Regions from separate parts of the Homo sapiens genome. Here region 2 is linked to region 1. The links are chromatin contacts, found by Hi-C or POLR2A ChIA-PET in ENCODE. All regions are on one chromosome and are shown on one strand. The core of a region is the stretch at or near the end of the contact, and the rest is flanking DNA. Distances in the headings are between cores, read along the strand shown.

Region 1 (6,381 bases), core at 1,452-3,951:
TTACAATTGTCAGCTCAAGCACAGGATATGCTGGGTCTGCTGGGGAAAGGAAGGAATCTGAGCCAGGGGAGTAGGGAAATAGTTGGTTTCTCTAGGCAGAGCTGAGTGGTCCTACACACAGTGTCCAGAGCATGTGGCATGGCAGTTTCATGCAGAGACCAGGCTATGCTAGAAGTATGAAGGAGATTAGTTTAATGGATGTGGCCCAGTAGTAGAAGATTCACATAATCTTCAACATCATTATGGGCAATGCGCTCATATATGGCCAGAACCCATCCTGGGCCAGGAATAAGGAGTCTGCCAGTTCTTAAAATCCTGGGAGCCCCAATAAATAGGTGATTTTCAAAGCATGAATGTAAGAGCAGACAGGTAATCTGTGGCAGCAGCTCAGACCTGTCCATGGGTCAGTATGTCTGAGGGTATGAGGAAGGGGGAAATGAGAAAAAGATTACAAGTGGTGTGACCTGGAGGCTAAGTTGGCACCCAGGGCTTATGCGAGGCACAACAGATACCAAGTCTGTGGGCAGCCAAGATAAACTCCAGGCCCCACATCTGGAGGGGCTGAGGCAGCTGATATGCTTCCTACCCTAGTCTAGACTAGCTCAGCTCCCAGGCATGAATGAGCCTAAATGTGGAAGACATTGGAGAATTTTGCCGTGAGTAGCAAGAAAGATGAAGCTTGACAGATGCTGGTGCAGGCAACCAGGTATCACTTATTATTTAGGAGGCAAGATGTCATAATGCTATATTAAAAGTGTCAAATTTGGGTCATTGTATAGAACGCATCGAAAGAAGAGTCAGGGAAAAAACAAGACTGTTGCATTTATCTTGGCCAGAGATGACAGAATCTCAGCATTTGGACCACAGCTACTTTCTCCTATACCCATGACAGACACCTCTGATTGATTAAAATATTCTCTCCTGCTGATCCGAGACAAGGCATCAGAGTCTTTTCAAAACTCTATTCTGCCTAGACAGCCACTCTGACAGATAGAAACTGGCATGCAAAGCCCCTGGTCTAGGTGTCAGCTGCTACGGGGTGATGACAATTGGGAGAGGTGAAAAGGGAGAAAATTCTGTGGAAATAATCAGTAGAAGTCAGTGCCTAAATTTTCTGTGGGGACAAGATAGGGCAAGTTTGAAGAAAGTCAAGCTCAAAGATCATAGCAAGGCTTCATTCAAGTCTTAGGATGTAGGAGAATATGTGCCATTAAGAAAAGTACCCTTTCTGGAAAAGCAAAAACATAAACCACCACCCCTCAAGGAATTCAGAAAAATGAGCTGGTTGACGGAGAAAAGATGACTTGTTCACTTTCTGAGGTCCTGGCAACACGTGCAGGTAGAGGTGTCAGCCCAGCAGTTCGTGTTGGATATTCTTCAAACAGTAACTGCTTTTAAACTTGCTGTCTCAGTGTGTGGATGGGTGCTCTGGGAAGACACAAAGAATGTGTTGGATACTTTGTCCTTGAGAAGTTCAGAAGATAATAGCAGCACAGGGACACCCACACATGACTAATAAGGACATGTAAAACCCAAACAAATCAAACAGAAACCACAGGCACATACTTAGGGAAGGGATGAATAATTGGAGAAAGGAGGCAAGTCATGGAAGGTGAAGGTAGAACTCGAAGAAGCTCTGAGCACGAGCACACCACCGGAGCCAGAAAATGACCTGGACTATTCCATGTGCATATCTAGTTGTCCAAAAAGGGCATTCCCATCTTGAGAATGCAAAACCAGTCACTGATGTCATTATATGATGTTTACTTATTGTCAGCCATATTCTAGGCATTATGGCAGTGGTCAGAAACCCTTTGCTCTTAAGGATCTCACAGACCTGTGGGTGAGAGAGATGTACCAAGTCATTACACTATAACACAAGAAATGCTGAGATACGAGTATGCAGATGCAGAGAACAATATAGGTGCACATAGCAGGGTCTAACACAGCCTGAGGGGGCAGGGCTGGCACCCTAGAGAGGAGGAAGCTGGAGGTGTACTTTCAAAGCAAAATAGAAAGATTGATTCATTTATCCATCACTGTCCATTCACATGCCAAGTTTCCCAGGTCTCCTGGGCAGCACCAGCAGAACAGAGAAGTGTGTAGGTGTGGAGTACCACTCAGGGTGGGCACTCTAATGCGGCTCCCCAGGCTTGATCCTGGAAACAGGCCAGAGAATTTTGAATCACCTTTTATTTATTTAGTCATTCATTCTTTTTTTTTTTTTTTTTTTTTTTGAGAGAGAGAAGCATAACAGAGCATTTATATCTTAACTGTTGTATTTTTTGTATGTTGGCTGGCTTCCAGAATAACCTGACTAAATAGACTCACCAGCCTTTAGAGCAGGCCCTCCAAGGAATCCTTCTCCTGTGCTGATGTTCCTAAAAGTCTTCTCTACCAGGAAAATGAAAGGAAAGCTGACCTCATAAAGTTGTTAAGACAAGGGTTTATTGCTGTTGTTTGTTTGTTTTATCACTGTTAAGGTCTCCTATCTTTAAAAAATCAATTTTTTGTAATTTTTTAAATGTCTGATTATGGTAAAAAAGACACACACATAGCAAAAGGTACTGTCTTCCCTATTTTTAAGTGTACAGTTCAGTACTGTTAAAGACAATCACATTGTTGAACATCCCATTTTTAGAACATCCCATTTTTAGAACTTTTTTATTTTTCAAAACTGAAACTACATATACGTTAAACAACTCCCCACTTTCCCCTCCCCCCAGTCCCTGTCAACCACCATTCTACTTTCTGTTTCTACGAATTGGACTATTCTAGGTACCTCGTATAAGTAGACTCATACAGTATTTGTCTTTTGGCGACTGGCTTCTTTCATTTAGCGTAATGTTTTCAAGGCTTATCCGTGTTGTAACATTTGTCAGAATTTCCTTCCTTTTTAAAGCTTGATAATATTCCATTGTATGCACATTCTGCATTTGGTTTATCCATTCATCTGTTGATGAATGAGTGCCTTTTGCCTCTTGTCTACTGTACATAATGCTGCTGTGAACATGGGAACATGGGAGTGCAGATGTCTTCTCAAGATCCTGCTTTTAATTCTTCTGGGTGTATAAAATGTGGGATCGCTGGATCACATACTTCTCTTTGAATTCTTTGAGGAGCCCCCACAATGTTTCCAAAGTGGCTACACCATTTTTCATTTAGGGCTCCCTTCTTTTTAAAGGAGGAGTTCATAACTTCTGATATCAGTCAGGGCTGAGCGGACTCTCTGAGCTTCTGAACCCCCTTTGCCTCCAGAGCTGGTCAAGGCTCATCTTTCCATTGGTCCTCAGTGGAGAAAGAGGCAGCTGTCCTCACATACGGACACCGTTAATGGACAAGGTAATAATCTTGCAGAGTAATTGCACCATAATGTGAGGTCCAAGCATAGAATGAACTCACCTACCCAGCAGCATTTCTCTTGCTTGATTGCCAGCTGATATCTGTTTCTGCCAGAGAAGTCTGTCCCTGTGTCTGGGAACCCTGCTCCATTTGAGAGCTTGCTTCAGCTATGTCATGCCCTTAGCACTGATGATATCATGACCCTTGATTTCCAGTAGGATCTCATTAAATTTCCTTTTTGCTGACCCTCCAAGGCTGACCCCTACCTATCTCTACTACTGCCACAGCATCTGTGATGACATTAATGTCCCTGGAGGGAGATTCCTCTTCGCCTTAGAAATGCCATTTTAGAAACCCTTGAGTTATGCCCTGGGAAGGAGGAAGGAGCTCTGCCATCAGGATGAATTAGGCCTTCTTTACCTGGGGGGAGGGGAGGCAAACGAATTAAAAGCTAGAGAAACATGAGATATCTTTCCCCAACAAATGCCAAAAGGCTGAGAATCTCATAATGTTAGACATCTTTTAGAATGGGATACTTTATAGGACAATTCAGGGTTTGGGGCCTTTCAAAAATGGCACATTTGCCCATGTAATCTGATCAATGCAAGAGGAAATAGCAGACCTGGAGGTTATGCTGAATTGCCAGAGAATTTTGTACCTGGGACGCTCAAAGACATCTCAGTCTGGCCCACCTTTCTGACAAGTCAGACCTGACAGTTTCCAAGACAGCTCATCCTTCAGTTGAGGCCTCGTAAAACCAGGTTAGAAACTGACCCACTCACACAATCTTTTAGAACCCACAGCAGCAAGTTTGAAATAGGCAAATTGTTATGCTTTTCCTGATCCTGGGGGCTCTGTATACACTGTATCTCACAAAGACTAAAAATCCCTAGCATGTGGCTTTCTGCTCAGGGAGGGTGTAGGTCCTAACATGAGTATGAGGTGGGGATGTGTATCCACCAGTCCTGCCTCAGTTTCAGTTCCCAAGTGCCTCTGACAGGGCGAGCATCTTCCTATAGCAAATGTGCTTTTCACATTTAAAGACATGTATTTTTTATTTAACCTGGTCCCTGAAATGCACTGAGGAAAGAGCCATTGGTTCCAGTACTGGAAGAAAAGCTGTTTGTGCAGGATTTTTCAGAAAGCATGTGTCAGTCTCCAGCATGGAGCCCTCTTAAGGGGATGTAAGCATAAATTTCATGTGACTTCTGCCTGCTGATTGGATTGGACTTTAGAACGGATGCTTCATGTTAGTTTCAACTGCTGAAATCAGCTGTGCGACTCTCATTGTTATTTGGTTGTCCTGAAGCTCAGTTTTCTAATCTATGTATGGAGAATTGCACCAGGTGATCTCAGATATTCCTTTAAAATTCTGTGAATCCACTTGAGTAGGAGATGGAGGAGCTATAGGCAATATCATTGCAAGAGCACTGCTGAAGAGCTTCTGCCCTTTCTTTCTTTTATCCCCTCCTTGCATATGCCTTCTAGATAAGCAAAAGGGAGAGTCCTCAATGAGAATACACACTAAATAGCTTTAAATATGGGGTCAAGGGGTCTTCCAGCATCTGCAGAGTCTCGTTGTTAGATGATTCATTGTTCCTTCTGTTAGAAAAAGTCTTCTTGACATTCATCCCGACTTGCCCCCCATCCCCTTCACCTCTTCATCTAAATCCTCTCCACAAAGACTCTGTGGAACTAACCTACTTGCTTAGTGTGCATCTTGGTGTGGTGTTTTGGTACACTGCATGTGTGTTTGTGCACATATTAGTACCTTCATATTGCATCCCTGCTTTGTTATGAAGTCGATATCAACACCCTGGTGTGTTCTACAACGCCAAAAAGACCAGTGTTGTGAGTGAGGCCAATGTAATTTGGTGAACTATGATTTATGCAAACTATTTACAGGTTAAATGGGAGAATGAAGGAAATGGTTAGCAAAGACAAATTGTCAGTGCACACATTCTTCCTTTTTTGATTGACTCATAATAAGCCATGCATTTATTGCAAAAGAATGTTCATTTTCTCCATAGTAGGAAAATTTCTTCTCAACTTTCTCTTTCTCTTTTTTCTTTCTCCTTGTTCCTCTTCCTATTTTCAGATCAGGCTTTGGCTCAAAGCTAGTCTCAGCCCCACTACCTAGTAGCCATGTAACCCTGGGCAAGTTTCTTAACCCTTCTACTCCTCCTTTTCTTTTGTTTGTTTGTTTGTTTGAGAGAGGCTGGAGTCACCCAGGCTGGAGTGTAGTGGTGACATCTCGGCTCACTGCAACCTCCACCTCCCGGATTCAAGCAATTCTTCTGCCTCAGTCTACCAAGTAGCTGGGATTACAGGCACCTGCCACCACACCTGGCTAATTTTTGTATTTTTAGTAGAGACAGGGTTTCCCCATGTTGCCCAGGCTGATCTTGAACTCCTGGCCTCAAGTGATCTGCCCACCTCAGCCTCTCAGAATGCTGGGATTACAGGTGTGAGCCACTGTGCCTAGACGACTCCTCCTTTTCTATCTACAGAGGCAGAATAATGGTACCTCCAAATATGTCACATTTGGAGACTAAATATGTGAGGCGACATGGCCAGGGGAAATTAAGAGTGCAGATGAAATTAAGGTTGCTAAGCCGCCGGCCTTGAGGTGCAGAATTATCCAAATTATTAATGTGGATCTGACTGTAACCAAACAATGTAGGTCCCGATGCTTGCCACTTGCAGAGTCCAATTAACAAGAGTGAAGTCCGGTAGGAAGAAAGTGAATTTATTAACCAAAACTAGTAAAGAAGAAGCAGCTGGATTCCTATCCAAAGTAACTGCTTTGATTTTGGGGGGAAGGCAAGGGTTTAAAATGGGAAAACTTGATAAGGAAGGCATTCAAGCATTGGGCTGAGTACAATGTCTGTGTGTCTTGTTCTGGTGGCTGTCTTGGGTCTCAGTCCACCTGGGACCTGGGACCTGAGACCTCAGGCTGACGTCATCACAACAATGGCCAGGTTGTTAATGAGCCACCTGGAAGTAATCTCTGGAACTTTGCAGCTGGGTCTCCAGACT
Region 2 (6,790 bases), core at 757-3,256, 39 kb before region 1:
GCAGCACTATCCACAATGGCAAACACATGGAATCAACCTAAATGTCCATCAATGGCAGATTTGATAAAGAAAATATGGTACATATGCACCATGGAATACTCTGCAGCCATCAAAAATGAATGAGATCATGTCTTTTGTAGGAATATGGGTGGAGCTGGAGGCCATCATTCTTAGCAAACTAATGCGAGAACAGAAAACCAAATACCACATGTTCTCACTTATGAGCGGGAGCTAAATGATGAGAACACATGGGTACATAGAGGGGAACAACACACATTGGGACCTTTCAGAGGGCGGAGGGTAGGAGGAGGGAGGGGATTAGGAAAAATAACTGATGGGTACTAGGCTTAACACCTGGGTGATGAAATAATCTGTACAACAAACCCCCATGGCATTAGTTTACCTGTATAACAAACCTGCACATGTATCCCTGAACTAAAAATAAAAGTTAAATTAAAAAAGGAAACCTTTGTTTATCAATTGTTGATTTCCCCACCCCTCTTTTGACCCAGTCTTGCCTATACTACCTTCTCAAATAGAGCCCAGCTTGGGAAGATAATCAAACATCTTTATTATGTTGACCTCCTTGGGAGGAAAGAGTTCAATAAAAACAGTTGAAACTGTTTAATTTTGATTCTGTGTTTTATCACTATGGTTTGTGATTCTATTCTGATATTCTTTGTTGACAGAACCCTCAGATATACAGCCTATTGCAAAGTTATTATTTTTGATATCAGAAGGGTTTCTATTTGAAACATTGTCTATTTACATTCTTTAGCTTAAAATAGTCCGAAGTGTCATTATTATGTCTTCATGTTTCTAATACAATTTTATGATGTTATATCAATATTGACAAGTCCCCACGAAGTATTTTTGCCCTCTCTGGCTTTTGGGAAAGTGTATTATGATAATGACTGAGATCATATTTATAAATGATGCCAGTATATCTTTCCTCAATATGAGAAGGAAGATAGCGTGTGCATGGAATTAAGTGCTTGGCATTGCGCAAGAATAATCTGCCCACATTACAGCAATAGTTCTCACGCTTTCTCCTCACAACTTTCTCATTACAGTGTCATGGTTCAACCCACAACTTCTGATTTTATACTGGCCCCCAGAAGAAAACCATGCCCCTAGTCAAGGCCATTCCTGTGGGACTATAGGACCCAGAATATGTTATACTACACAAGCTCCTTCATTTTCTCCTCGCATTATTATTGAGATAAATCCTAGTTACAGTAAATAATATCAAGGACAATATGCAGGAGGAAATTCATAAAAACTCATTCTGACAGTGTGTAAAAGGGAAGGAGAGTGGTTTGCTGCCAGTCATGGTCATATCACAACTCTATTGCCTGCTGTGTGTTCATGAATTTATAGTAAAGCCAAGGAAAGTATAGAGGGTGGTTTATTTGCGTATTTTTGAAAGCAAACATACCAGAACTTGTACATTTATATCAATGTGTTCTTAAAAGCAGTCACATTATCAACTTGAGCACTAATCCCAAAATCTTATCATTGCTTATATATTTGTTACCTCTTTTTCAAAATTGCCATCAGGATAGTGTATAATAATGTATCAAGCACATTGGGGCATTTTGAGAAAAACAGTGGGTGTTATAATAAATTACATTGAGATAATCATAAAAAACCCAGACTGGGTGGCAAGGATGGGTGGACACTTTGCTCTACAGTCATGTAAGAAAATCAGTTTTCTTCCTTTTTTGACCAGAAATGTTGTGATTCAGTTGGTAGCTTCTTTTATGAGACTTGACTTGTAATTACCTTTGGTTATCTTCAAAATAAAACTTTTCTCAAAAGGTGATTTCTCTGCTCTGATGATAGTCAAAAGAATGTGCTTTTGGTTTTAATATAATTCCAGAAATATTTTCATCAAAAGCAGCATCTTTGTTATAACATCAGTTCCAAAGGGAAAGCATTCTGGCTGCACCTGGTCTATTGTACATGACTTATACACACACATACACACACACACACACACACATGTGACACATATCCTGGGCTTGAACACCTCCAGGCTTATTTTGAGCCAGCTGTCAGGGCCACCTCCTTGCCCTCCAGCCAACTCTCCTCCCTCTAGTGATGGTTCTAATTTCCCTTATCCCAGAGACAGCTCTTCTTTTGGCATGTAGCCTAGACATCATTGCTTCTAACTCCTCCCTGGACTTTTGCAGTACTTTCTCGCCTTTCTCTTAGTTATCACTATAGATCTTAAAGCTTTCAAACTATGAACTTGTGAGGGAGTACATACAAGGGCCAGGCCTTGCAGGCAGAGGCCAACTCCTCCATATGCAACCTGAACAAAGCTGGGCTCCCTTAGGGTCAGTCTCAGCAAGCGTTGTATCCAAAATAAAGACAAATCTGACTCCAAAAAGACCTCAAAGAGTAAAGGAGGAAAATAAAATTCTACTGTAGATGTATTGCCCAGAGAGCTCTCACATGAGAGCACCAATAGAAAGATGTATATATATGGATATCAACTGCAATATTGTTTTAGTAACTGTGACAGGCAAAATAATGGCTTCCCCAAAGAAGTTCATATTCTTATCCCCAGAACCTGTGAATGTGTTATGTTACATGACAAAGAGGAGATACAGCTGCTGGGGGAATGAAGCTTACCAAATCAGCTGACCTTAAAAGAGGAAGATCATCTGAGTCAGCCCAATGTAACCACAATTGTCCAACTTAAAAGTGAACAAGGAAAGCAAAAGGGGAGGGTCAGAGAAAAAGATCTGATGATGGAAGTAGAGTCAGGGAGCTGTCATGCTGTTGCCTTTGAAGATGGAGGAAGGGGAGCATAGGACGAGGAATGAGAACAATCTCTAGAAGTTGGAAAAGACAAAATAAAAAGGATTTTTTCCTAGCACCTCCAGAAAGAAATGTAGCCCTGCCAATACCTTGATTTTAGCCTAGTGAGACCTATATTGGACTTTGGAACTACAGAGCTGCAACATAATAAATGTGTGCTGTTTAAGCCACTAAGGTTGTGATAATTTGTTCTGGCAGTAATGGAAAACAAATATAGTATCTTAGCCCAATAGAGGAATAGATAATATGTGTAGTATTTATTGAAGACATGCAGTATAGCAATTAAGAACGAATAAGCTAAGACGGAAAGTAAAATAGAGGTTACCAGGGGCTAGAGAAATGGAGTAATAGGGAGTTACTTTTTAGTGGATACAGGGTTTCTGTTTAGGGGAAGTGAAAGTTCTCAAAGTAGATAGTGGTGATGATTACATAATGTGAATGCCTATAATGCCGCTGAAATGTACACTTAAAATGATTAAAATGATAAACTTTATGTATCTTACACCATAATAAAAATGAGAAAACAAATGTGCTAGAGCCCTATTTCTTGCTACGGATAAATATTAAAAGTATAAATTATAGAATGGTAATTGAGCTCCACGGTGTTGTTGACACTGCTGGCCCATGGACCATACTTGCAGTAAAGAGGCTTGACAAAGTGAGGGTTGGGTAAGTATGGGAAGGGCTCATAGGAGCCTAAAATTTCAATTTCATATATTTTCCCTGTATTCCTTCTCACGCACATCATCTGCCACTCAGTGACCTGAACAAATACCCATTGTGGCCTCTCAGTCTCTGATTTTCATCACTTCCTTGAAACTTACTTTCTATACTTGCAAATTAAATCTAAACATAGTGTTAGGCTCTGTATCAAAGGGAAGCAGATGTTATCAATAGAACATTTACCGTAATAAACTCAGGTTGTCAGGAGGTTAGATTTTATATTCTGATGATATTTATAATGCTGCATCTAAAAAGAAAAGAATTGAAAAGGTGAAAATTATTGCATTCAATAGCATATTTATTAGTATTTTTATAACAGTTAACTGCCATTCATGTAGAGGTGTTATTAAAATAATCTATTTGCCCCATCACTGTTCTTTGCACTAAAGCTCTAAGAGAAGAATTTCTTGTTTCCGATGGTCTTAGTACTAAGCCAAAGCCAGGCCCAGAGGAAATGACTTACCAAGTGATTCAGGAAACCCCAGTAAATGGTAACTCATTTCCTCATCTCAACCAGCTGAGCTGCTGTGACCTGAAGCTGTTGGCCATTTCTGTCCAAAGGATGAAATTTACAGGAGGACAGATTTCACCTCACCATAAGGAAAAGTTCTGAAACAATGGCTTCTATATTAATGTAGATACTATTATTATCCCCATTTTAGAGATGAAAAAAACCAAGGCACAGAGAGGTTTAAGAAACTTTCCCAGGGCCACAGAGCTAGTGTCAGGAAGTATATGTCCAAAGTCCACATGCTTACTGACCACAGTGGAATAGATTGTATTTTAGTTTGGGTTCCCTCAAAGTTAGAGGCTGAGGTAAGGGCTTGAATGCAACCTACTTATTTGGGAGGTGACCCCAAGTAATGAAAAAGAGGGGACAGGGGGAATAAGACAGGAAAAAAAGAGAAGCCAGGTAAGCATGCATTATCCAGAGACCTCTGAGAATCTTGCAGGAAGCCTCCTGGAATCAACCCCCTTAGGGGAGGTAGACTGCCACACTGCCTCAAAGCCCACAGATGGACGGTTTACTTGAGGGCTACACTTGCATAGTAAGCAGTTTGGGAGAAGGTCTTAGGCTGATGTAGACATAGTTGGGGCACCCAGCAGCTGATGTGAGACATTATCAGCTCAAAGTGAGTCTGGTCTCGGCTGTGACTGAAATCCAAGGTGCGCTGAGGTGATGTGCTGGGGCACTAGCAATACCTGCTACAGATGGCCTCTGGAAGAGCAGCATTCAAGGGTGAAAGACAGTAGTGGAGAATGTTGCCAAGAAAACTGGAGCATGTAGGCTAGAGAATTTCTTCACATAAAATTCTATAATTCTCTAAGTAAAAGTACATAGGGACCATCGCATCTTGTCAACTAATAAATATATTGTTAATATCATAATTATCAGGAATAATGAGAAATATAATTTAAGGAAATACTGTCAATAGCATCCTACTCTTTTCATCCAAGTTAGACATGAGCCCAAGTTAGCAGTACTTAAAAGGAAGAACTGAATTCTTTTGAAATGAGTGTTAAGGTATTCCAGCTTTGATCAGTTGCATGGGCAAAGCTGAAGACTCTTCACCAGAGGTTAGCATGACTAAGAAAGTGAGATTGGAAATCTTCTAATTACAATTTCCAGGTCAACAATACATATTCACACAGGAATATGTATATATGTTCCCTTGCTAAACAAAAGCAATCAGGTAATAATGGGTTTTTTGGAAACCTGAACCTAATATTCTGTGCCATCCATCTTAGAGATCTTGCTGAATTCCTGAGTTAGTATTTGAGGGATACTTGGCAAAGACTCAGTTTTATCCACTGACTCACAGTTGTGGTCAAAGTTGAAGAAGGGCATGAGTCTGCCGCCTACAGGCTACTGGCCATTTCTAAGTTTGGAGGTTCTGTTTGTTCAATTCAGGGCACTCTGAGGAAACATGTGTTAGGATGTGTGGGGAGTGGAGGTCAGCCCCCCACTGACCAGGGAGCTGGTCAGAATTTGGCACAGTTGGTTAAAATAAGGAGCTGAGGTCAACTTTGGTGGTTTGACCCCTCCGTGGACCTTTTATCTTGTAATTCTCCCACCACAGACTCTAACCTCTTTCCAAGAAGTGGTCTCCTATATGCCTCCTTTTGGGTTCAGACAGGGAACAAGAGAGACACTGTGGATGAGTCAATGAACATTCATCATCCCTTCTTGGGGAAACCTCAAAACCTTTGATCTTTTTCCCAAAGGCCCAAACTAATGGTTGGAAAATGCCTAAAGGCAAATCAATGCCTAGAGAGAGTTTTATAGTGGAATAAGGGCAGCGCCAGTTTCTCTGTATTGTTTTCTTTTCTTTTTTTAGAGATGGGGTCTTGCCCTGTCACCCACTCTGGAGGGCAGTGGTGTGATCATGACTCACTGTAGCCTCCATCTCCCCGGCTCAAGCAATCCCCTGCTGACCTCAGCCTCCTGAGTAGCTGGGACCACAGGCACATGCCACCACACCCACTAATTTTTAAAATTTTTTTGTTTTTTTTTTTTTGGTAGAGATGAGGTCTCACTATGTTGCCCAGGCTGGCCTCCAACTCCTGAGCTCAAGAAATCCTCCTGCCTTGGCCTCCCAAAGTGCTCAGATTACAGGCGTGAGCCACCACATCCAGCCTCTTTATTGTTTTTACTTGCAGGTCAAGATAATCAATATTCATTTTCCCTTTGTTTTATTTTTGATTACTGGTGAATTTTCCCTTGAGTGATTTGGTGATTAAAATAAAACGAGCAGTTTCAAGTCCCTGCTGCTGACTGTTAACACACTCTTCCCTCTCAGGAAATGGAAAAGAGGAATGTAATTATACTTCAATAGGGGAACACTCATATAGAATATAGAAGAATTATAGCCTCTGGGGCAACCAAATGTGTTGAGGACCCCACTCTGATATGCAGAAGTCTTGCTTTCCATGGGAAGGAGTCCCTGAGAAGAAAAAAGATAATTCTAGATTGTCACATGAGTCAGCAGAAAAGGCTATGATTATGAGGACCCTTAATATTGCAAAGGACAAAACATACTTCATATTAGCTAAAAAACAAAAAAAGGGAATATCTTTATGACATCAGTGAGAGATTCAAAGGGTCATGCAGCCTTTGGGTTCAAGTATATCCAAGGATTCAAATGAGGTCAACAGGATTCTGTTTTCTTTATCCCTTGGTTCTGCTTGCTTCTGAATGGCTTCATTTTCAGATAGGCCCTCTCCTCACGGAGGCAAG

What was found. A loop is a pair of places that touch in the nucleus more often than their neighbours do. ChIA-PET counts read pairs that join two places held with the same protein, here RNA polymerase II (POLR2A). Pooled maps may share reads with other maps.
Region 2: a loop to region 1 is called in a map with no recorded cell type, with 6 times the contacts of the local background. The contact joins two enhancer-like sites. A Hi-C loop is called at or near these places in 1 of 168 maps with a recorded cell type or tissue (IMR-90), 5 of 37 single-sample maps with no recorded cell type and 12 of 50 pooled maps. POLR2A ChIA-PET finds 5 or more read pairs at or near these places in 8 of 52 experiments (A549, A673, AG04449 and 5 more).

Annotation. Positions count from the first base shown.
Region 1 is chr5:68,366,955-68,373,335 of GRCh38, forward strand. No RefSeq gene overlaps it. Among named protein-coding and RNA genes, the nearest start is that of PIK3R1, 150 kb to the left of the region's middle. Within about 2 kb of position 2,702, at least 4 of the 41 ENCODE cell types and tissues checked have a DNase peak (open chromatin) inside an H3K27ac peak, as active enhancers do.
Region 2 is chr5:68,328,730-68,335,519 of GRCh38, forward strand. No RefSeq gene overlaps it. Among named protein-coding and RNA genes, the nearest start is that of PIK3R1, 120 kb to the left of the region's middle. Within about 2 kb of position 2,007, at least 2 of the 41 ENCODE cell types and tissues checked have a DNase peak (open chromatin) inside an H3K27ac peak, as active enhancers do.